3 separate regions of the Mus musculus genome follow, and all the other regions are linked to region 3. Evidence: chromatin loops called from intact Hi-C (ENCODE). Cell type or tissue: left cerebral cortex. All regions are shown on one strand.

What was found. A loop is a pair of places that touch in the nucleus more often than their neighbours do. Peaks named below come from ENCODE experiments on the same cell type or tissue, not always from the same donor. Only the 100,000 strongest peaks of a DNase experiment are listed, where the experiment ranks them.
Region 1: it touches region 3 in a loop (3.0-fold over the local background); 5 of 42 quality-filtered maps call a loop at or near these places.
Region 2: a loop joins it to region 3, with 3.0 times the contacts of the local background. A loop is called at or near these places in 9 of 42 quality-filtered maps.

The regions. Positions count from the first base shown.
Region 1 is chr1:131,286,359-131,294,358 of GRCm38, forward strand. Srgap2 (SLIT-ROBO Rho GTPase activating protein 2) reads right to left here. Exons shown (of 23, transcript NM_001081011.2): 22 at 6,163-6,487; 23 at 1-3,382. The coding sequence ends at 2,999. All of the region lies in intron 1 of Gm51644 (a long non-coding RNA gene), which reads left to right. Among named protein-coding and RNA genes, the nearest start is that of Ikbke, 11 kb to the left of the region's middle. In left cerebral cortex, CTCF peaks have their summits at 4,459 (motif pointing right) and 7,402; DNase peaks (open chromatin) are centred at 4,462 and 7,692; H3K27ac peaks cover 238 bases.
Region 2 is chr1:131,357,854-131,365,853 of GRCm38, forward strand. Srgap2 (SLIT-ROBO Rho GTPase activating protein 2) reads right to left here. Exons shown (of 23, transcript NM_001081011.2): 5 at 6,149-6,211. It overlaps Gm51644 (a long non-coding RNA gene), which reads left to right. Exons shown (of 4, transcript XR_003947997.1): 3 at 634-717. Among named protein-coding and RNA genes, the nearest start is that of Ikbke, 82 kb to the left of the region's middle. In left cerebral cortex, a CTCF peak has its summit at 4,437 (motif pointing right); a DNase peak (open chromatin) is centred at 4,366.
Region 3 is chr1:131,522,898-131,530,897 of GRCm38, forward strand. It overlaps Srgap2 (SLIT-ROBO Rho GTPase activating protein 2), which reads right to left and starts at 4,464. Exons shown (of 23, transcript NM_001081011.2): 1 at 4,336-4,464; 2 at 2,041-2,696. The coding sequence starts at 2,107. It overlaps Fam72a (family with sequence similarity 72, member A), which reads left to right and starts at 5,006. Exons shown (of 4, transcript NM_175382.4): 1 at 5,006-5,955; 2 at 7,757-7,834. The coding sequence starts at 5,804. In left cerebral cortex, CTCF peaks have their summits at 3,616 and 3,820; DNase peaks (open chromatin) are centred at 1,097, 1,304, 1,524, 2,392 and 7 more places; H3K4me3 peaks cover 5,533 bases; H3K27ac peaks cover 4,244 bases.

The sequences.
Region 1 (8,000 bases), 240 kb before region 3:
GCTAAATGGGAGTAATGCTGTAGAGGGGAAAGGAGGTGGCACTCAAAGTCACCTAGTTCCTACTGTTGCAAGGCTCAGACTTTGTTACTTCACTGCTTTCAGGGAGAGGGGAAGGGAGGTGACGTACAGCGGCAAAACCTAAAAATGTATTTTATTTTGAAGTTGTGCTTTGGATTTTTCCCAATCCAGCATTGGCTGAGTGAGTCTTAGGTTCGCACAAAGCATCTTCAAGCATACATACAATATTCCAGTTATCAACACCATTTTAAAGAACATACCATTTTACACAAATGTGACATACAAATCAGACGCCACAACACTGCAGTTCCCTGGAAGATCTAAGTTCTCTTCTGAACTGAAGTCCATGCACACCAGCCCTTCCAGTGGTCTGTTCATCCTGGTACTGGAAGGATTTCTCATCTCCTTGGGGATAAATGAGGGTGGCCTGAGGAGGCTGGCAGAGACCAGCATTTCCAGTTTCTAAGCTGCTGGTGGCAAACTCCTCTACTTTCCAAACTGGGATGCTGGTAGCCCCACCCACTTTTCTTCCCCAGAGACTTAAGTCCACACCAGGGAAAGGATCCATGCCACGAGGGGCAGAGCAGGGCTCTTGGAAACATCATGCTGGTTTCAGGCAAGCCTATTTGAGGAAGGCTGGTTGCCTAAGGCCTGGGGTGGCCGGCTCCTTTTGGCTTTTGGTTGTGAAATCACAGTGTGCAACCTCAATTCCAGTTGAAGTGAGCTCTGCTGCGGAGGACTCTCCTCCTTCTGGTTCCTACTCCTTCTAACAGGACCGTCTCACAGGCGTCAGAAGCACCAGAGATAAGGAAGACAGCTAGGCTCCCAGAGCTGGGGTTAGTAGGGAACCACTTGTACACTGTCCAGTTCATTATGCAAATCAGCAGATGGACATCGGACCAAAGGGATGAAAAAACACAAATAATGTACAGGATTAAGAGAGAAGGCAAGAAGGAAAGTACAGGCCCAAAGCATGGTCTTCAAGAACCTTTGCTTTTACCTTCTTAGAGGGTAGTGCCTGGAGAGAGGATGTAGGGCAGGGTGGAAACTCTGCTCACTTAGGTTAGGAGGAATGTAAAAAGGGAAGGGTGGGGCTTCTTAGTCATCAAGGAAACGGATCCTTGGGTCTGGAAGCCCCTATTGGCTCAGGAGCAGTACAAGCCCAGGTCAGTAAAAAGCACAGCAAGGATCAGACATCCAAAGGACCAAGGGGTGCCCCATGCAGTCAGACTCACACCACTCAAGCTCTCTCTGCTCTAGCTCAGGGGGCAGTCTTCCTGGTGCTGCAAGTTACTCTTCTCGTTAGTGACTCCTTCAAGCTCCCCATTCCCTTCACTCAGAGAGAGGCATCCACCACTTTCTACAGATTCAACTGCCAGCTTCACAAGTTGGTCCAAAAGGATCATTTCTAGCCCAAAGCTAAGAACACTCAGAGATTCCAACCCAAATGACAAACCCATCTCTCTTGAACTATAGAAAACAATACAGTTAAAATAAAAGCATAGCATTCAAGCCAGGAAACAGAGAATGAGCCTGAGCGGCAGGGAGCTGTTGAAACACATGATCCCATGGTGTGATTTCCTAGCTCTGGTGCTCCTGGGGAAGCACGATGTAAAAGAGCCAGTGTTTCAAGCACCAGGCTTGTAGGTTGGGAGAGCATCTAACGGTAGAAAAAGGTCAAAGGCAGGACCCAATGTGACACATTCAGTTTTTCCCTTTTTTAAGATTCTGGTTTTGGGAAAACAGTTTTGAGTTGGTGGAGGTCAAAGTTCCCTTAGTCACCCTTGTTTGGATAAACAAAAAACAGTTTCAAGAGGCAGCACTTCTAGAATTTATCGAGGGATTTTCAAGCCCCTGTTCATCCCGAGAGCTTTATAACAAAACTAAGCCAAGAGGTGAACTTGAAATAGTTTTAATCTGGGCCCAATTTTTGGATTAGCAGAGAGCAACTTAATTTTTTTTAATGGAATGGCAAATTTTAAAAGTATCAGATGCCAAAAATAGTGGGAGAAAGAAGGACTCATTTCCTACCCTTTTTAAATCTGCCATAAACACAATAAAACTTTAAGACTTTTTACTCTAAAAGGAGCTAGCTATAGAACTGTCTTATATTGGAAAACATCTTACATGGAAAATGGTGTGTCAGAGACAAAGACAGGAACGGAAGAAAAGTCTCTATGTTCAGAAAAACTTCCAAAGCTCCGAGATAAGACTAGGATGCACTTCTACAGCATGGAGCAGAGCAAATGCAAACAACCGGTGGCTCCCTCACAGCAAGAGGAAGAAGACAGAATCCCACCCGCACGGCAGGTCACAGGACTGTCCCATTCTGCTAAATGTTTATGACAGAGATCTCAAAGGCCAGGTTTCTCTGTTCCAAACAGAACAAAGTTTGTGATGAGAACAGAGACTCCAGGTGGCTTCTGTGTGAACTGCCACCACAACAAAGAGTGGTCTATGACCAGGAGAGGCTAGAAAAACCTGTGTTGTATATGGGTGTGCATGTGCATGCACATACACACAAATATATATATATATATTTATATAAAATGAAAACTGGGCTATATATGATTTTTTAAATCAGTACTGAAAAACAAGATGTCACTGAGAGCTGCAGCCAAACATCTGGTCAAGGTGTCCTCTATGGTCTGAAGGGACAGACGTAGGCTTATGTCCCTATGTCTTGCCTTGGCAGATATCGCAGCAACCCGATCATGGACAACCTGTCACTGGCTAACCTAAGAACAGTATGTACTGGAGCTGGCTGGATTCCAACAACAGAGGGAAGCAAAGAGTGGAGGAAGGACCAGAACGGGGAAAGCAGTAACAAGGGCTTCATTCTCGAGGTCTGGGTAATGGGAAGGCTAATTCCTGTAAGAACAACTTAGAACCTAATTTTCAACTGAGTCCCCAAGCTACTTAAATAGGAAGATTTTAGAAACGGCCAGTCTCCTTGTCTAGAATAATTATGTTATACCCCTTAGACAGTACAAGACTTGTCAGTGGCCTGTGGGGAAGCAGATGAATTGACACCAGGGCTAGTGGCGTTTGTTTTGGGGAAGACAGTTGGCTTGGGCCGTGTGGCTGGTGGTTTGACTGGAGCAGCCATCTTGACAGACTTTACAGGCCGGAAGGCGCAGGCAATGTCCCCAGCAGTACTAGCGCTGCGCTGGAAGGCAGGCTCAGGGTCCTTGAGGAGCTGGGTGTGCAGAGGGCTGGAGGGCTCAGATGTGGGGGCTACCACCGGGGAGGTCTTGAGTGGTTCCAAGGTGTCCAGAACCACATCAGGTGTGTGCTTAGCACTGCTCTGCCGCTCTAGCTCTTGAAGCTCATTCAGGGCAGAGTTCATTGTTGCTTCAATATCCTGCAAAACAGGAAAAAGGAAAAAGTAAGACAAACCAAGACAGATATACCCAAGGATCCAATTTCACTCAAATAGGCTAAGCCATGAAACCAGCAATAAAATGCCTTATTTCATTGGCCAAAGTCCTGGGACATATGAGTGTCCAGATCGTGGAAAAAGGGGACAGAGATTGTCATCGTCAGGAATTTAGAAAGAGTAACTGGTGACTTTTGGATATGACAAGGCTGTTGTACACATCAACTTATACCCGTTGGGGTCACCTGTACAATATCAAGCCAGCCAAAATGCCAGCAGAAACTGGGGTGGGGCCCCTTAGGCCCCACCCCCATCAGAGGAGCTACTGGCAGTTGACAGTTGCTGAGGAAGAGTCACTCAGTTTTGGGAATTGGGGCTCCTGGTAGCTAGATCATACCCCAGAAGGTAGCCCTAGACCTATGCATATATGGGAATATTAGACTTCCAATACATATGGGAAACCTTAGCCCAGTATGTATTGGACTGGGGGTGGGTTGTTAACAACAACAACAACAACAACAACAACAACAACAACAACAACAGGAGATTGGGCTGGAAGCCAAGTGGGAGGCTCTGGGAGGAGCTGGGGGCAGGGAGCAGTGGAAGACATGATCAAACACATTGCATAGATGTACTAAGTTTAACAACGGAGAGAAAATATTAACAAGGAAAGAGTAGCTGAGTCTTTTCAACTCAAGTCCTTGTTTTCTGTGACAGGTGCTGAGACATTTCTGGATGAAATTACACACAGTTAGATGGAGAAAGGGAAGGTCATGAGTACACGGGGATTCATTATATAATTCTCTCTATGTCTGTGTCTGTTTGAAAGTGTACATAGTGAACACATTTTACAAAGTGGTGGAGATCAAGTATGATCTCTATTTTCTTGACTTCAAGGCCAATGGTTAAGGGGGTTATTCCTTCCATCCTCCACATGAGCTAAGGGCCGTTCAAGAGCCAAGTCCTTGAAGACTGGTTAGAACAATGCTTCAATTTCCAAACTCCTTGAAACTGGTTCCTTCTACCCAGCACCATGAAAGAGAACCCAAAGAGTGGCCAGAAGGGGGAGCCAAAGCCCACACAGGTAAGTTAGCATCTACAAATCAGAGGACACTGCAGCTTTTAGGAAAAAAGCAGTCCTAGCCCAGGGGCTCAAGGCAGAACCAGAGAACCACTGTGTGTAAGCACCCAGCCTCCATACCCTGCTGCACACTCGTGTTTAATATTGCCACCACAGGACTCCTCTTTGGGATCAAGAATACTTTCAAACATTTTAAGTTCCAAGTCAGCCTCAGATTTCCCACTCAGGGCTTTTGGTCCTATGGCATGATCTATGTTGCTACGAATGACAGGGACTCATTTTCACTAATCACGGTGGCATTAATTAGCCCCCCTTTTTTTCCTTCCTGCAACCTTAGGGATGGAACCCAGGAGCCTATGCATGCCAGGCAAGCATTCTGAGCTTGCATCACTGAGCTATACACTAGACTTCCCAAATCTTTTAGAATGCTCTGGAAGAATTCTTATCTCCTGGCCCCGTCCTGTTAATGCAGCTAGTATGTTTGCGGTTTCTAACACTTTGATTAATGACTGGCCAAAAGAAGATCAAGGAGGATTCCCATGGTGCAAGGCAGACTGCTGTCAGGAGCTTAAACAGGATAGAAGGCTAGCAAAGCAAGACATCACAGGCCCAGGGCTTAACTCTGGCCTCACCAGGTACACCTCCTTAAGCTGAGCAGCAATGCAGCCAACAGAGACCATACAGAGCCTCCACTGCCCTTCCCTGTCACCCCAGAAGATGAGGTGAGGAAAAGGACAAAACCAAGCCCTTAGTTCCTACCTGTTCTAGTGAAAATTATATAGCTGGGAGAGACGTCTGAGAGAACTGCTTGGAGTGGCCCCAGTAGCTGGATGTTTAGATGTCGGGTTGGGCTTCTAATATTTCACGGAAAACACAGAGTCAGCAGTGTAGTGTAGATGAGAAGGAAAGTCCTGCAATCGGGAGCTCACCTGCACTGTTACCAGGAGCCCTGGGCTGGAGGCCCTTCTAGTACCTGAGCTTCAAGCAACATGGATACTTTGGGGTCTTTATGATAGAATCAGATGTGGACTAATTATCTACCCACAAGCACCTAGATCAGCTTCAGGAAGTGGGGTGATGGGGATGGGTAGAGAAATATATAAACGCGACAGACTATATTTGTCTCAGCTTCACTAAAGCCTACTATTGGGTTTTTATCATCTGTCTACTATCTACCTACTTACCTACCTATTCAATGTGTCCTATGGACAGAGGCCAGAGGAAGATGTCAGGTACCCTCCTCTATTACTCTCTACCTTATCTTATTTGAGACAGAGTCTCTCACTGAATTTGAAGCTTGCTGCTTTTTGGCTGGTCTGGCTGCCTGCTCCTAATCCCCAGCACTGAGGTTACAGGCATATATGGCCATGCTAGGCTTTTATGTGAGTGCTGTGAATTTGAATTCAGTTCATCTTGCTTCCATAGCAAGTATTCTTATCCACTGAGCTATCACCCCAGACTTTACCTTAGTACGACTAATTCTACTTCCAGGTTCTTGCTGGAGAGATAGGACTAGGCAGATTGCTCATTAAGCTGTTCTGGCAGGTTCACTGTATGATACTTGCAGTACTCTCTATAGAATGTACAGAGCATTGGTCTGCTTTAAGTTCTGTGGGTTCTCCGGGGCTGCTGAGGGGAAGTAACCAGTGTAAGCTTATCACGTAACTGTTCAGAGCCCTGTTACCTGTGCAATGACTTCAGGGTCCATGGGCCGATGGTTATTGAAACTTTTTGACCTTCCTGCCGTAGCGGTCTTCCGGATCTGCGGACTGTCCATCCGGTTCTTCAAGGATGAGTGGCGGCTGATAGAGTTGAGGCTGCCATGGCCGCTGATGGAACACTTATCTGGCCCTTCCTTGGGGAGATTCTGGCTCATGATGGGCTGGGAGGATGGACGGCAGCTAGCCCCCACCCCCAGGGAGGAGGAGTCAGTCAGAGAACTGCCCAGCCCATGGCTGTCACTCCGAAATGCTTTTCTGATGCTCCCAGATTCTGGACGCTTCCTTTGCCTTCAACAAACAAAAATGGCATCTGATCAGGGAGCCCTGGCTCCAAGGGAGCTAGGATTGTGACAGGGGGTAGAGGCTGGCACCTGGGACTTTTAAAGAGAGTCAAATAGATTACACTAACTCTCCAGCTTTTCTTTCTCTTGTTTTCTCTCTGGATCGGTTCCCTTCCAACCCCCAACCTGGGCGGAGTGAAATGCATACTTACTTGGTGGCTGTGAGCTTTGAGTTCTAAACATGTAAGATGCTGTCAGAAAAAAATGCCTGTTTAAGAGAAAGTTTCTAGTGGGAGAAAAGAGTCATGAAAAGACCCACTCCACTGCCTGCCTGAACAGCAGCCCAAGGCCCCAGGTAAGAAAGTCTCATCATCACCAAGGAGGGGAGAACTGCTGGTAACAGGAGTTAACGTTTCCAGTTTGCTCAACTATGTATAATGAGCCTGTCATCATTTGGGCTCTAGTAAGAGGCTGTTTCGTATTCATAGACATGGAAAAGATTTTTCAAGGAACTGCTTTTTGGCACAGACAGAGGGCTCACTGTGTGCCTGCTCCTAGGGTGGAAAGGACATTTATGCAACTCCTATGTCACCCAGCACTGGGCCAATTTATTTCATACCACAAAAGGCTCTCAAACGATATGGTGTGGTAGGATCCTAGTCATATGGGTATTGTCCGATGCTGAATAATTTCATTTTTCAAACCAGATTTTAAAGGACCTCATCTAAGATGCCATCTAGCTGCTAGTTCAGATAGCAGCTGGGTAGCTCTGATCTTGTATCTACTGAGGAAGATGAGCTGAGCTGGGTGGGGTCTCTGGATGGTAAGGGTAGGACTCTGAAGACTGGGGGCCAAATCTGAAGTAAGTTCTTATGCTGCTTACAGCTGAGATCTGCTTTATCTTTCTGGGTCCAGCAGGGTGTGCCCAGCAGCCACTCTAAGCATGTATGGCTAGGTAGGACTAGCCTTGGAAGGCAGCCATTTTCAACAAGAAAAAGGATGCTTTTTAGTCTAGGAGGGCTCTGCTGAAATAAGCCCTCCTCTGTCAAGTTTTCCAGACACTAGTGCCTCCAACTACAGACTGGAGAGGTTTTCCCCTCCCATATCCCCTCAGTGATTACATGGGACTGTGTTTCAGTTGCCTTCCATATGGTCTTTTGCCTTGCCAGTCTGTGAGCTCTGAATCACTAGCATCGGTGCTTGGCACAACGCAGATGGTTAATATAGGATGTGGAATTAAAGTGAAATGCCACACCCTAAGAACTCTGCTGATTTCCTTTTCCCATTCAAGGATGGCTGACTCACAAATCAGAACTGCTGAGAGGGCAGATTTAGGAGGCTGTGGCAGTGTGTCATCCCAGGCTCTATTTGGGCCATGAAGACAGAGATGCTGGTTACAAGTTCAGCCTGAAGGAGGAACCAGGCATGGATAGCACTGAGCACCAACAACTCAAGCCATTCTAGAACGCAGGATGAGAGCACTTTTTTTTTCAGCCTCAAGGAACTTAGGGTGTCAGGAA
Region 2 (8,000 bases), 170 kb before region 3:
TATGTGGGATTAAAATACTTCATAACAAATCAAGCAATTGGAAATTCACAAGTGCTGAAATTTTGATGTCATGAGGTTTCTTTGAAGAGGAGGAGCAGAAAGCCTAGGAGTTGTGAGTGGCTGACAACAGAGAAAAGTACTGACTCAATATGACGAACAATCTCTAGCATTCATTCAGTGCACTGTGTGTCAGTTCTATATATGCAGACTCAATCTGCAGAACAACTCCATGAAAGACATGCGAGCGTTTCTACTTCTAAAGATAAGGAAGTAGGGCTCAACAACATTACCTCGGCACTGAAAGTCTTACAACTAGTAGATGGCAGAGTCAGAATTCAAACTTAGATCTATCTAACTCCAAAGTCTACATCTTATCCACTAATGGACCGTGACTATCCTCTAAATAGGACTGAAGCTGGACTACCTGGGAGGAAAGATAAAGGACAGGCAAGGAAATCCTAAGAAAGACGCTGATCTCATTTAGAAATGAAACTGATCAAATGAGAGCAGCATCTCATTTAGGGGCTGTTTTAGACTCCAGATAACAATTGGCAATGTCTAGAACTTAGAAGTTGCTAGTAGGTAGAGACAGAGAGACATGGAGAGTCCATAACAAAAACATGTCTGTTTTAGAATTTCAGTGGTGCTCAGGCTGGGAAAACCTGGTACCTTGTGGGTACGTGGAGGTTCACCTGGAGTTGGAAGAGGAATACAGAGGTACAGTACAGCCTCAATTATGTCACATTTTAGATTGAGAAAAATTTAAATATTCACCTCACAGTGAACCTGGCATCATTTCCTGGAAGCTTCACCTTCCACGTACCCTGTATACCAACAATCAATGGTATTAACAAAGCTTTTCTAGGACACCTGACCAGATCATTACTTGTCCAGGTTAAGAAGTTAGAAAGGCACCTGCCCTGCTGCCTGAAGAAGGGCAGACAAGGGGATCTTTTTCTCTTTTTTCACTTGAATGAGACAAAGGAATTCAAGCATTAGAGTAAAGCATTATAAAACAGTGAATTTTTATTTTATGAAGTACAGGCTAAAGAGGAAACATGGCAAATAAACATGGGAGATCAAAGCACTCAAATGTAGTAAAACAGCAACTTGCCCTTAAAGAATACAAGGAAGCCTCTCATGAAAAGAAATTAAAATTTTCATAGTTAGGAAATGTTGTATATGCTTCACTTCCAAAATATGAGTAAGCAGTCAGGGGTGGTGGTGGACACCTTTAATCCCAGAACTCAGGAGACAGAGGCAGGTGGATCTCTGAGTTTGAAGCCAGCCTGTTCTATAGAGAGAATCTAGGATAGCCAGGGTTATACAGAGAAACCCTGCCTCAAAACCACATGTATGTATGTATGTATGTATGTATGTATGTATGTATGTATATATGTATGTATATTTACATAGAATGATTTTCAGACATTTGAGGAGGTTTCCAATGTTTTCTAAAATTTGTAAGACCCAAATAGGTAACTCAGTGGAAACAGTATATATAGGAAAAAAAAAAAAGACTGAAAACAGTTTATCAGTAAGAGCCCAAGAGAGATGGAGAATGGGAAAGATATAGCAATATCTTTGAGTAAGAACTCAATGAAGGGAGTTGGGGAGAAGATAGGTGAAAAACCCAAGACTTCCTGGCAACTGGCAATTAAGATTCCATTCTTGTACCTCTTCAAGAACATGCCCTTCTACCACAGACTTGTAAAAGAGTTTGCACCTTATTTTCATCTGCTGCCTCATTTTGCTGCACCCCCACTCCATATTAAAACCAAATGTCCTGAGTTTAGCACTAACTCTTATTTGTCTTTATATGGCTAGTGCCTAATGCCAGGGTCAAATAGACAAACAGTATCAGGGGACTATTAGCTGACACTGATTCAAGGGAACAGGTGCTGAATTTCAATTTGAAACAGCCCTGCAACCAGCTGCTGCACCAAGTCAAGAAGACATCTTCAGAGATAATACAGAAGCATAAAACCTCTGGAGTAAAGATAGCCCCAGAGTGTCTCACTATCTCTCTCCCCGCCCTCTCTCATGTTACTGTTTCTTTGACTCTTCATGGCCAATCCATGTGGCTTCCCTGTCTCCATATATACTCTTTCCTGTAGGGGCTTCCTGGGTTTTCCAGACACTGCCTCTCTGTACAATTGAGGCAGACAATCAATCCAAGAGTTCTTTAGGAAGTACTGCACTCTGACTTCAAAGGCATTCCTACAACATGAGAAAGAAAATGAAAACCACTTTACTATGGCTTACAAGCTAGCCAGCTCATTGTGATGGAGAGGGGGATAATGGACCAGCATACATATGTGCAAGAATCTCTGGGATTGCTCTCTGGGAGAACAGCTGTGGGAAACTCCCCCTGGCACATAATGCTAACTCAGGGAAATCAAAGCCCCTTCAGGCAGAAGAAGAAGGTGCAGAGGAATAGCTGGCTACTTATCATGGGGTTCTGGATCTCTTGTTCAAAGGCATCTTTATTTAGAGCTACCTGGGCTCTGCCTCTTGGCTCATCAAAGTTTAAAAGTACTTAGATGATCAACCCTTGAGTAATTGGTTCCCTCAAAAGAAGTATTCATGGGTGTTAGGGGCAACTGCAAGAAGACCACTGAAAAATACAGTGGTCTTCATCTCTTCTTTCAATGACCCACAAATCACACATGATTTCTTTCTTTCTTTTCTTCTCTTCTCTTCTCTCCTTCCTTCCTTCCTTCCTTCCTTCCTTCCTTCCTTCCTTCCTTCCTTTCTTTCTTTCTTTCTTTCTTTCTTTCTTTCTTTCTTTCTTTCTTTCTTTCTTTCTTTCCCCCCCTCCCCCTTGAGACAGGGTTTCTCTGTGTAGCCCTGGCTGTCCTGGAAATCACTCTGTAGACCAGGCTGGCCTCAAACTCAGAAATCTGCCTGGCTCTGCCTCTCAATTGCTGAGATTAAAGGTGTGCACCACCAATGCCTGGCCACATATGATTTCTACTGCTGACAGGATCAGTGAAAGCAGTTCTTTCCTGTTTTCTTAAATAGAGCAAATAGGGAAATGCTCTTTAGAAGAAACTCTCCGTATTTCTTCCTAATGCCCAAAGAGTATATATATGGCAAATAGCTTTCCAAAGCTAGCAGCACATGGTAGTATCAAGTTCCTGCTTGAGGAAGCCACTATCTCATGTAGGGTGACTAACATCCTGCTCTCCTCAAGACTACCAATTCAGCACTAAAAATATGTCCTAGGAAACTGTTTAAGAGAAGGTTTCACTGTGTCACCCTGGCTGGCCTGGAACTCACGATGTTTAAGAGAAGGTTTCACTGTGTCACCCTGGCTGGTCTGGAACTCACGATGTTTAAGAGAAGGTTTCACTGTGTCACCCTGGCTGGCCTGGAACTCACGATGTTTAAGAGAAGGTTTCACTGTGTCACACTGGCTGGCCTGGAACTCACGATGTTTAAGAGAAGGTTTCACTGTGTCACACTGGCTGGCCTGGAACTCACGATGTAGAACAGACTGACTTTGAACTCAACCTGCCTCTGCTTCTCAAGTATTGAATAAAATGTGGCTCTCTCTCTCTTCATGAGCACTAGGCTAATCAGCAAAAAGGATATATAGTCACCCAAATCTCAGACCAGTCCTAAGATATTCTCACCCTACATAAACAACAACTTTTAATTCTAGTCTGTAACTTTCCTAATAATCTATACAGAATCTTCAAATTTATTTGGTCCTTCAAATTTATATAGTCTCATATTTTGAAAATATGAATTCCTCAATCATTGTCAGCCATATGGCATACAGGTATCAGAGCATGTCACTTGCTGCTGCTTCTGGGGAATTGCTGGGTGGAAAACAACAAACTTCCCACCAACTTTTATCATCATGCTGACTTGCAGTGCATGACTTCCAAGTGCATGCATCTAGTAGTCAGAGCAGGACAGATTCTCAGGTGTCTAATTTAGCAGTCTAGGCTCAGCACACCCGTGCTTTTGGAGCTTGATAACTATTGCGGCAAATTGTTCTGTACATTGTAGGATCCTCCAGTCACGACAACTAAAAACATCAGCAGACACTGACACACATTCTACTTTGTAGGAATGGGGGAGGCCACCATGTATAAGGCTCAGTGTACCAGAGTCTGTTCTGTCCTCTCTGGAAGTTCCTGGTGTCTTCTGTTTTTCTTTTTCCATTTAGATGTAAATAGCTAAGCCTTATTTGGGACTTGATGAATCTTAAGTATAATAATTCACCTCAAAGCAGGGAGCAGCACACGCACTGATTCTGCATGTGGATGCTAGGCTTTATGCTCTCTATTAACTATGGGCTCATGGTGGCCACAGAAGCCATCGCCAATACTGGTCTGAAGACTAAGCATAGAGGTCTCAGGGCTGGGAGATGGCTGAGTAGAGAGGCCTAATGACCTGAGTTTGATCCCCAGATCCCACAAGGTGGCAGGAGAGAACAAACTTCTAAGAATGATCCCTTATGCACACTCAAAATAAATACTAAAAATAATACATAGGGGATGGTAGGCACAGGGCTGGGGTGGGTGGGGAGAATCTTCCATCTTGTCTTTCATCAGAAAAAGCAGCAAGCTCCATGGTTTTCATCCTCATTCCACCACAGCTTACATATTGCCATTTGCTTTCTAAATCAACACTTATGAAGTAAGGCAAAGCTAACAGTTCTTTAGACTCTTCTTCCTCTGCTACCTCACTGCAAAAGCAGTATGCTGGGTCTGAGTTGGTTTGAGGATGTTGCTCGACTTCTGGTAAACAGCAAATAGCAAAGACTCAAGATGCTTATTTACTGGGAAAACAGGAGTCCTAGAATAGCATGTGCCATTGTTATGTTAGAGAGATCTACAGAGGCAAGACTCAGCTCTTCTTGGTACCTAGAAGATGGTCTAAAAATAAAGAGAAGTTAAGCAATGAAAAGATAAGGTTCAGGAAACTCATCCACTCTGAAAATGGTTCACAATACCATGCTTCTATTTTTAAAAAGTCTTAACTTCATTTGAGAGAAATAAAAACTTAGGGGACAAAGAGTACCACCTATTACTTGGCTTCAGAGATTAAGAGTCAGTGAGTAGAAATTCAAAACAACTGGAGCATCACTGGAGACAAATTAGATGACCACTCAAGTCTATTTACCAACAGTTACCATGACATACTGGCCACACCTAAACTTCTGGATCAAGAATTTGGAATTCTGATCTCAGACGCTTGTGGAGCACATCACCACTATCCTCCCATCCTGTGAAGGAAGGGGGTAAAGCATGGAGAGATAAGAGGAAGGCAGGGAGGGAGGGAGGTAGGGAGGGAAGGAGGGAGGAAGAGAGGGAAGGAGGAGTAGAGGGAGGGAGGAAGAAGTAAATACAGAAGATCATTTTCACCTTCAAATAGGTTAGGGCACCCTAGAAAATGACACATAGTGCTGGCACATCCAAACTTTGGAAAGGGTTGGAAAAGCTACAAGTTTACAACTGAAGTATTCCTCCTTTGGCAGAAGGAACTTCCTTGGTGTGTGTTCTCAATGTAATTAACAAAACATGGCTGAGAGAAAACAAACACCAGGGCTCCTGAGGCACACTGCTACAAACCACAGTCTGAAGAGTTCAAAGCAGACTGCCTTCTTTTCTCCAAGGCCGAAGCTTACCTCTCTGTTGTGTTTGCCATGTTCTCTTCGCCTGAAATGATGCTGCACATTGAAGACTTTAGGAATCTGTGCTTCCATTTACAGCATCTGCTCTAATCTCAAACCACAATTAATCTAAGTTCTGATGCATAGTTTAAGACCTAAACGCTTTCCAATATGCAGAAGTGTGATGTAGGCTACATTCCTTGTCATCAAGTTTGGGGTCCCTGGCTTGCTGGTAATTGTACCCCAGCTGTTCTGGTAACCTAGACCTTGGCTGGTCTCTTTCAATGGTGCCCCAGATGAAGCCAGAATAAAATTGCACAACTGGAAAAATATTTTTTAGCTTATTTGGTTTTGAAAAAAAAAATTAGCGTGGAAAAAAAGTGGGTGGGTCACCCCCAATGGGGAATAGGCACTGTCCTCAGCCTCAGTTGAGTTCTGTTGCTGACGTGAGTATGGCTGCAAACAGCCAAATGCTGCTTCTCTCTATGATAAAAGAGCCAGGCAGCCCATCTGATTTACCGAGTAAAGCTCGTTCAGGACTTTCATCAAATCATCTTGGAGTTGCTGGCCAACTTCTTTACTCTGTAAAGAAAAGAGGAAGGAAGGTTAATTGAAAACCAGAAGGAGATAGGAGGTGGCAGCAAAGACAAGAGCAGCATAGGCTCTACAAATGACACAAATTCAATTATAGCCCAGTATTTAACCTAGCAAATCAGATAACCAATTATGTCAGTTTACTCAGAGTTTTAATGAAATGAAATGGGCCTTTTCTATAGTCCAGTAGAGACAATCATGTAGAGGGAAAATAGGTTACAGCCCTTGATTTTTCAAATTGCTCTCAAAAGCAGGCTTGAGAGCAACATCCTACCCAGAAACTGTGGTTAGATAGACCATGCTTTCTCAGATATTTGGAGGCAAAACTCCATTGGATTCCTAAGGAAAATAAGGTGTCCAACATGATTAGACAGTAAAAGAATATAAACATTCAAGGACTTCAGAGACCCTAAACTCAGCAGAAAACTCCAAGCAGGAAGGTACTGTACTGACAGCACACTGACCTCAGCAGGCTAGTGTCCGCAGGCTTGGGCTGCGCATTCCTTCTCCACAGAAGGGAAAGCACCTAAAACTGAGTGCATTTGCTTTTTCTGGCGCAGATGTTAAGACCTTCAGGTCCCCCAATTCTCACTTGTTTCACTTCTTCCCCAGCTATCTAAGGCAGTGGCTCTTCAATAAAAATGTCTTGCAACAGCAGTTACTGCTACCTGATTCTGATAATATTAAGGAGTTTCCAAAAGACTAATTCTGAGCAGCAGTAGCTATCTGATCCTTTATTGCTGCCTACCCTAGGTTGCATCTGACCATGAAATAGTAGAAATAGGGCTGGAGAGATGGCTCAGCGGTTAAGAGCCCCGACTGCTCTTCTGAAGGTTGTGAGTTCAAATCCCAGCAACCACATGATGGCTTACAACCATCCGTAATGAGATCTGATACCCTCTTCTGGGATATCTGAAGAGAGCTACAGCAAGGCAATGGGGCCAGAGTGAGAAGAAAAAAAAGTGTCTGAAGACAGCTGCAGTGTACTTAACATATAGTAAATAATCTTTAAAAAAGACTTATAAAAAAATAGTACAACTAGAAGAATGAGGAAGTAGGAAAGAAATGTATTTTCTATACCAAATGTTAATAGCCAAAAATGCAGAGAATAAAAACAATTGGTTATTGTTTTCAGAACCAAAAATTCAGATACCTACAACAGCTGAGCACACTCTTTTTACTTTTCCATACTAGGAATTAAACTTGGGATCTGGTGGGTACCAGGCAAGCACTCTACCACTGAGCTGCATCTCCAGCCCCTAACATACCACAGCTCATTTCTGAAGCAAGGGAAGAGTCCTTTCATTCATACCCTCTTCTCTCTCTCTCTCTCTCTCTCTCTCTCTCTCTGTGTGTGTGTGTGTGAAAGAAAGACAGAGACAGAGAGGGAGGGAGGGAGGGAGGGAGGGAGGGAGGGAGGGAGGGAGAGAGAGAGAGAGAGAGAGAGAGAGAGAGAGAGAGAGAGAGGAGAGAACATGTATACCACCCACAGGGCACACTGAGGGCAGAGAAAACTTGCCTGAGTTTTCCAACATAAAGTTTCTGGGCATCAAAGTCAGGGTGTCGGGATTGTTAGTAAGTGACTTATCTTGCCAGCCTGAGCCTGAGCATTTTAAAAACTATTTTGCCACTTTATAATTAAGTTCTTTGGCTAATTTTTTTCTATTAGTGTATTCATTATGGGAATAACATAGGTGTGACTTCTATCATGAATACTTACCCAGGATATAAGGATATAACATAGGTGTGACTTCTATCTTGAATACTTACTTGTTTT
Region 3 (8,000 bases):
TTCCAAAAGCATTCATGGGTACCTCCTCCAGCGAGAACTCAGGGTCAGCCACCTACCAAATTCTACATTCCTGAATAGTCAATGGAAAAATATTCACACACACACACTCACACACACACACACACACACACAAAACGGTCTCTAGTCTGTGGCAGGGTTGAAGAGAAACTCCAAATAGCTAAGTGCATTACATCATCTCAATGAGCAATATTTGTAAATACGCAAAGTACTTAATTTTTGAGACACTCATAAGAAGCCTATTACCAATTTTTAAAAAATCAGCAAATTCTGATACCTGTTAGCCCTGAACCTTAAAAAAAAAAATCACCAACATATAAAAAAATCACTTTTCATCTTAGTCAAATGTGTGCTTATGGAGAACCACCTGGGAAAGACAAAGTTATTAACACTCCCTATGGCAACAGTTAAGAATAGGATGTATTTTTTCAATGATATATCTGGCTAAAACCACAGGGAGTGCATTACAAGAGCAGAATGTGCTGCATCTGGACAGGACATAGAGGCCAGTGGCCATTGTTTACAAAAACAGGCTGGGATTATGAATAATGACAAGAGGCCAGGACCTCAGTTATAACTCACAACCACACCTCTCTCAATTCCAATCCAACTGGAGCTCTCAGCATTCAACTACCCCATTCTTGTAATAAATCTGACCAATATTTGCAGTCAAATGGATTGAAGGTCCCTTAGGGCATCTCCTGCATTGACCAAACTGATAATATATATTCTAAAAAAAAATCCTGAAGACACAATGATGACTTCAAACTGCCTTTCAACCTTCTAAGAGATAAAAGGGACTACCCATTTCACACTCTCCCTCTAACCCACATCCAAGGCAATCATCAGAGGGGAGACATGGTCTTTACCAAGTCCTCTAAGATAGAAAAAGGTCTCCTTGCATTGGTGCAGGGAATGGAGTAGGGGCCCCTCCCTCTCTACTCTGAAACAAAGGAAAAACCCAGAGTTCCAACCATGTGGTTTAACATTCAAGGCCACCCACCTCTCCCACTTCCCAGCTAAGGTCTCAATGAACTGTAGCCACATGGCTCTTCCCAGTGACTGGTCAGAAAGGGGCAGTGCCTTGCACAAACACAGACTAGGGCTCCTTCACTGGCATGACACCTCCTAAGGGAAATGCCCGAGAAGGGAAAGCCATGTGGGTATAGGTTTCGATTTGAGAAGCCAATTTAAGCAGTGGACTAGATGAGGAGACAACACTTGATTTCTCCAGGTCCACATTCTGCCTTATCCCTTCACGTTTTTGCTGAAAGGAAATGGACCTTTAAAAAGCATGTATTCTGGAGCAGAGGGCAACAACGCAGAAGGGTTAAACAATTATGTCTTCCTATTTTCCAGTTTCAGCACCACTCTGAGAACCTAACAGCCTAACTCTGTTAAGGTTTAAGTGAGGGGTGGAAACCAGTTTGGATGGCCTTATTCTTTCTGGTCTGTGATCTTTGATTGTATGCAGGGTGACCACGGGCCAGACAAGTACTAGGTACACCCAATATGGCTAGGGACTTCCTGAATTCAGTGTCTTGGCAAATCTCAAGCTTTAATACAGTACCAGAAAAACCCCACCTCTCCCAGGTCTCTCCAAATGGTTTCCCCTTCCCAAGGTTGCCTTTCCACCTGGGCTTCTCTACAACCTTTGAAATAAATGTCCAAACACCTGTCAGATTTCAGCTGTCCTTCAAGGAAGCTTGACTCAAGACACCCAAAGGCAAATAGCAGCTTTTTTTCTCTCTCTCTCCCCGGAGAACCTCCTGCCCCTCCCCCACCCTGCCCAGCCTTTGGGAAAAAACTGCCAAATTAATGGTCAGCCCCACAAAGATATTCCTAAAGCCCTCTTCTAGTGCCTATGGCCCCTGACACTGCTGATCCACCTATGAAACCACCTCTGGGGTCAACTTACCACCTGCTCCACCCAAGAAACAAACGCCCTGAAAATTGGGGTGGAAACGCATGCTTCACCAGTCCGCAGAACATATGCTTTATGCTAATTTTCAAAATCCTTACCTTTGACCTGAGTATCGTACTCTGCGATGATCTCCTTATCCTTTTTGAATTTGGCTGGAGACGTCATGTTTTCCTTCTTTCTTCCAAATCCGAATTGTGAATTGATAGATCCACGGGAAAAATCCAACCACTGATATCAATGCCTCCAAGGCCACTTCTCCCACAGGCAGAGAAATGCCCCGCGGTGGTATCCAGAGCTCCAGGAGAACACGAGCGGCGGGATGGGCAGCCGGCTACTGCACACACATGCAGACTGTGGGCGCTGAGGCCGGGGGTGGGGAAGTGGGGGGCGGCGGCGGCTGGCTTAAGTACTAAAGCCCTAACCACAACCGCAGCATTAACCAGGAGAACTGCAGCGCCCGGAGGCTGGCCTGGGGTCTGACATCAACGACACAGGCTGGGAGTGGAAGTCCTTCCGCACAACATGGTGTAGGGGATGCGGGGGTGTGGACGCGCCCAGCTGTGTCCCTAGGAGGGAGTGGGTTTGTCTTGGGGTGCCAGAGGAGGGCTAGGCGTTCTTCGCGGGATTGTGTGTGTGTGTGTGTGTGTGTGTGTGTGTGTGTGTGTTACCAGCTCAAAGATTCTGCAAATCAAATCCCAAAAGGGTGCCGCTGCAGCGCAGAGTGGGTCGGAAGTCTTTGCTCCGGTTCACTAGCCTGTAAATGCAAGAAAAGGGGGGAGGGGGCGATCAGTCGGAGGGAAGATCCTAATCGCAACAGGGGTGGGGTCGGGGATGACACTCCAAGTCCAGCTTTGGCCCATTCATCTTGGCCTAACAACGCCCGCTCCGCCCGAAGACCCGGCGTGGCGATCAATGTAGGGAGGAAAAATGTTCCCTCCAGGTTTTAAGGCAGAAAGAGAACACTTTGGAGCAGCCGGCAGCGCGTGCTCCGGGCGGAGACTGCGGCGGGAAAGCTGAGCTGCGGGTGGGGACTGCGGCACCTCGGCGCTTTCCCAACCCTGCTAGCCCAAGAGGGGTCCTCCCGCCTAGCCCGCGACGCGGCCCCTGACCTCCGGCTGGGGCACCTCCCAGACATCTACAGGATCCATACCAGAGGGGACAACCAGATGGGCACAACTTTTCTTCCCCTGCCACCCCTCCTCCCAGTTGTTTTGTTTTTGGTAACTAGCTTCTCCTGGCAGCAAAACCGGGGAGGGGGGTGAGGGGGGTGGAGGGGGGACGCTGCAGGAAGGGCCCGCTCCGCACGGGACATCCAGGAAAACAATGTGGTCGGCAGAAGCAGGAAACGAGCTAGAGGCGAGGGTCTAAACCGGGAAAACCCGGAGATGGGAGGCGGCAGGCGGCGGTAGCCTTCCCCAAGCCAGGTATGAGAGTGACTCTAAATGGCACCCCCCCCCCAGTATTTTTTTTGTCCCCCAAGCCTAGGGATCACAAATACCGCACCCAATCCCAGTCGGGTGGGAGGCATCAGTGAGAGTCGCTCCGGGAGGCGCGAGAGGCGGCGGCAAGGAGGCTGAGGGAAGAGCTCCAATGCTGCGGCGGGCCCCTGCCTCCTAGGCCGCCCTGTCCCCGCCGGCGCACAAGCGGCTCCAGGCAGTGTCGCCTACTCCCGGCGGCTGGAGGAAGGGCCGCGCGCAGGAAGAGCGAGCAGAGGCCGCGCGGTGCGGGAGGACAGGAAGCAGGAGGCGGGCGTGAGGTGGGGTCCTGAGGCAGGAGAGAGCCCGGGCCAGCTCGAGCCGCCCAAGCTTGGACGACCAGAGAGGGCGCCGAGAGGACGGCTTTGGGGGCGAGGCAGTGAGGGAAACCGCGGTGGACCGCTGCAACGTGAAGTGTAGGATGTTGGCAACTTTCGGGACCCGCATGAGGTTTGGGTATCAGAGTGGGTGGAGAAGCCCTGGGAGACAGACTGGAGGGCTGGACGGAGAAAGCACCCTGCAAGCCGTGAGGAACACCCCATCTTTCCGGGTCCTGGGCTGGCAGCCAAGGCTAGGAGACCAGGGACGAGACCAGCGGACCGTTACGGCGAGGCCCCTAGGTGGACCCGGCCAACCGTGTGCAAAGGGGCTGCGGGAGGGCGGTGTCGCCGCGTGAGGACCGTCCTCGGCAGTGCAGGGATGGGCGGAGAGATGAACAGTCCCGAGAAGTATTATGGGCTGCACTGGGGGATTTGGAGGGCCGGGGAGGGCGGTATGAGGACCGCGGGCGGCGACACGGCTAAGGCGGCGCCGAAAGCAGCAGCATCCGCAACGCGTCCACCCGCCCAGTCCCGGTTTGTTCAGTCAGAGCAGCAGCAGCCGGGCGTACGGGGAGGGAAGGGGAGAAGGAGCCTTTACCTGGCTCTGCCGCGACCGGTCCCAGGCCCAAGGTTCCGCTTCCCACTTAGCGTTCTCCTCCCCGCCACCCTCTTCTACGCAGTTCGGCCCCCCAGTTCCCTAAGGAGACTCCGCCAACTCCGCAAGACCCCGCCGGGAAGCTGAACCCACCCCTTTGCCAATCACCGCCCGCCTAATAGCGACTGACGGGGACTATAGCCAATAGGAACAACTGATCCATAGACGCCAGGAGTAGAGGCGGGGCTGACGAAACTTAGAGGTGTGGCGAACACTAGCTGCCTAGGCGCAGTCCTAGAGTGAGCTCCTCCCCGGCCTGTGGAAGCCTAAAGTAAAGCTGATGGGCGGGATAAAATGGAAGCGACAGCCAAACACAAACTCTCAAGAGAAGACGGGACCAATCGGACCGGGAAAGGGAGGAGGGAAGTTCAGCCAATAAATAGTAGAGAACGGCCTGGACCTTAGTGTATCCACCAATAAGAAACTCGGGGTGTGTCTTCCAAGTTCACAGGGGGGAGGGTTTAAGCCGAGCAGATGCTGGCCAATGATCTTAGGGGCTGAGCTAATATTAACCAATCAGAGAGCCGATCTGATATCGGCACCGTTACTGGGGCGTGGCCTCTGAGCTCACGTCAGGAGAAGGCCCTTGGCCTTCCAATGTGGGTCTGGGGCAAATTCTAGTCCTCCCAATCCCTGCTCGGCGCAGGCAATTCAAACTGACAGCGGGTTAGAAAAAGCAGAGAAAGCGGAAGAAAGAGCAAAACCCGGCGTGTTCGCTGACTGACTGCAGCGCGAACTGAGCCTATTCCGAGGCTTCTCCCCTCCACCTCGCTACACCGCTGCTCACTTCGGAGCGACCGCTGTGGAAGAGACCTTACGGGTTACGGGCCGCAAGTGCGAGAGCTCGGCCGGGAGAGGACGCCGAGAGCCGTGGTGCAAGGGAGAAAGCCCACGGGCGAGCTCCGAGAAGAGGGAGCGGGACGGGGCCAGAGCCCGCGTGGAAAGGGCTGAGGGGCGTTGAATCCTACGAAGAAGCCGCGTGGAGCTGAGCAAGAATTGGAGCGCTCTGCGGGCGGAGCTCGCGCTGGGAGTGGTCAGAGAGGCGAGGCTTTAAAGGGAAGAAGCCCGCTGGGAACTGGGAAATCGCCCAATTCCGGAGCCGGGGTCGGAGCTGAAGAGTAGAAGATTCTTGAAGACCAGAGAAAGTTAAACCTGTTGCGGAAGTTTCCCTTCAACTCCACTTGTCTCTCCCCACCTTGAACTCCATTTCCCTTCCCTCCCCAAGTCAAAAGGAAGTAAAATTTGCTCTTCCTACTCAATAAATACTAAGTTTCCCTTTCCACCAGGAAAATAGGACTCTCTTCCCAGTTTTAGAGCGTAGAGAACGAGAGGCCTTCCGTCTTGATTGTTAGCCTGAGGAAATCAAAGTTTCCCCTTTCAAAATTCTGCACCTCTTTCAACGTGGGACGCTATGTCTACCAACAACTGTACTTTCAAAGACCGATGCGTATCCATCCTGTGTTGCAAATTCTGTAAACAAGTTCTCAGCTCTAGGGGAATGAAGGCTGTTTTGCTGGCTGATACTGACATAGACCTTTTCTCTACAGACATCCCTCCTACCAAGTAAGTCTGACGGGTGGCCCTTTAGCTGGACAGTGGATGGCATGGGTCCCTGGGAGTCAAGGTTATCATTTGGTGTTCTAGCCACTCCCACCAGTCTGATGATTCCCTTGGAGTTTATCTAAGTGGGCAGACTGTCTGGACAAAGCCTGTGGTTTGCCCAGCGTGGTCAGTACTGAGGTCACTCTTCCAGGCCCTTAGAGTCATGTGTCTGTGCATCCCTTATGTTGACTCTTAAGGCTCAATGCCATGTCCAAACACCCTTCCTCACTGAAGCAAGTCTTTAACAGCCACTTGGAAAGAAGTGTGTAATGATTCATTTAAAGTGAAATTCATGGTTAATAAAGATAGCAAACTTGAGCATTTTAAAACATAAGGAAGTAAAACTATACATAGAGCCTCTGCACCCCTTTGAAATATTTTGTGAATTTGCTTAGGTAGTCATCATTTATTACCAAGGTAAATGAGGTGTTATTTTGTTTGTGTAGGTGCACTTGTATAACGAAATAGCAGTAGATAATAAAACCGTAAAACCAAATGTCCCAAAGGTTCTATGATCCCAATGTTGTTTTAGTTAGATATGCTCACGTAAAAATCTGAAATATTCTATCTCTTCAACATAAAACTGTGGTCATAAGGAAGTCTCAGGTTGGGTTGTTACATGTTGGAGTCTAGCATAGAATCAGGTTTTCTGTATTGCTTGTTTTTCTCTATTGGAATTATAATCACAGTGGATTCATGTGCCAAGATGGGTGTGGATCAGTGAATGCATTGATTTTTAAGATTTATCTTATTATTTTGTCACTCTGTGTACTTGTGTGTATGTTTGAGGAGGGGTGGATATGGAAGGTACTCTCCAGGCTAGAGATGGAAGGTCCTCTGGTTTGGACAGTTGTGGGCTTCATGATATGGGTGCTGGGAAGTGACCTGCAGTTCTCTGCAAGAGGAATAAATCTGCCAAATGTCTATAGTAAGCACAAATATTACCCAACTCTTACAAAATTAACTATGATTATAGTTGAGAGTCTAATTCAGCTCTGAATTTATGAAATTTGCGCCAAATCACAACTAAAAGTGTCATTGGGGTACTGTGGAAAAATCAGGGCCCTGGCTGCAGGACTTTGAGATGGTAAAGCTGCTATAGAGAAACGATTTGGTGGTTCTTCATTCAATCAGAATTACCATATGATCCATATTAATTCCACTTATAGGTATCCATCCAAAGAATTCAGATGAGCATCTTGTATTTATAGCAGCAGCACCCACAATTTAAAAGATAGAAGTCATCTAAGTCCCCACTGACTCGTCCCATAAGTGGGTGCCCAGAAGGTTGCCTTAAAGGAAAGAGATCTTGTCACACGCTGTAATGGGGTGAACCTTGAGTACATTATGCTAAATGGGACAAACCAGTAACTAAACAACAAATATGGTATGACTCTGCTTATTTGAAGTATCTGAAGAACAATAGTGATAGCTAGGAAGTGGGGAGAGGGGAAATTGGAGGTTGTTATACAGTAAGTATAGAGTTTCAGTTTTGCAATATGAAAATGGTCTGGAGAGTCATCCCACAACAGTGTGATGATATTTAATACTTTTAAACTGTACATATTTAAAAGAAAGGTGGAATTCTTGGAATATAGCTCAATGATAGCATGATTGCCTAGCATTTATAAGGTCCTGAGTTCTATCCCTACTGACACACACACACACAGTTTTTAGAGAGGACATATGACAAATTTTTATCTCATTTTAGAATTAAAAGTCTTGGTATATTTGACTGTCTGTAAACTTTTTTATCCTCCAGCACAGTGGATTTCATTGGAAGATGCTATTTCACAGGAATCTGCAAATGTAAACTGAAGGACATCGCATGTTTGAAATGGTAATTTGTGGCACTGTTGTCAATAGCCTGAGTTTGGAAGGTAGATATTGACATAAAAACCCACAGAAAGATTCTGTAGGCTGCATCAGCATTGATATAACTTAGGCGTTGAGCCATTAAAAGAGCATGTGTTTTATAGAGCTATTTTTTATCTACTTATGTGCAT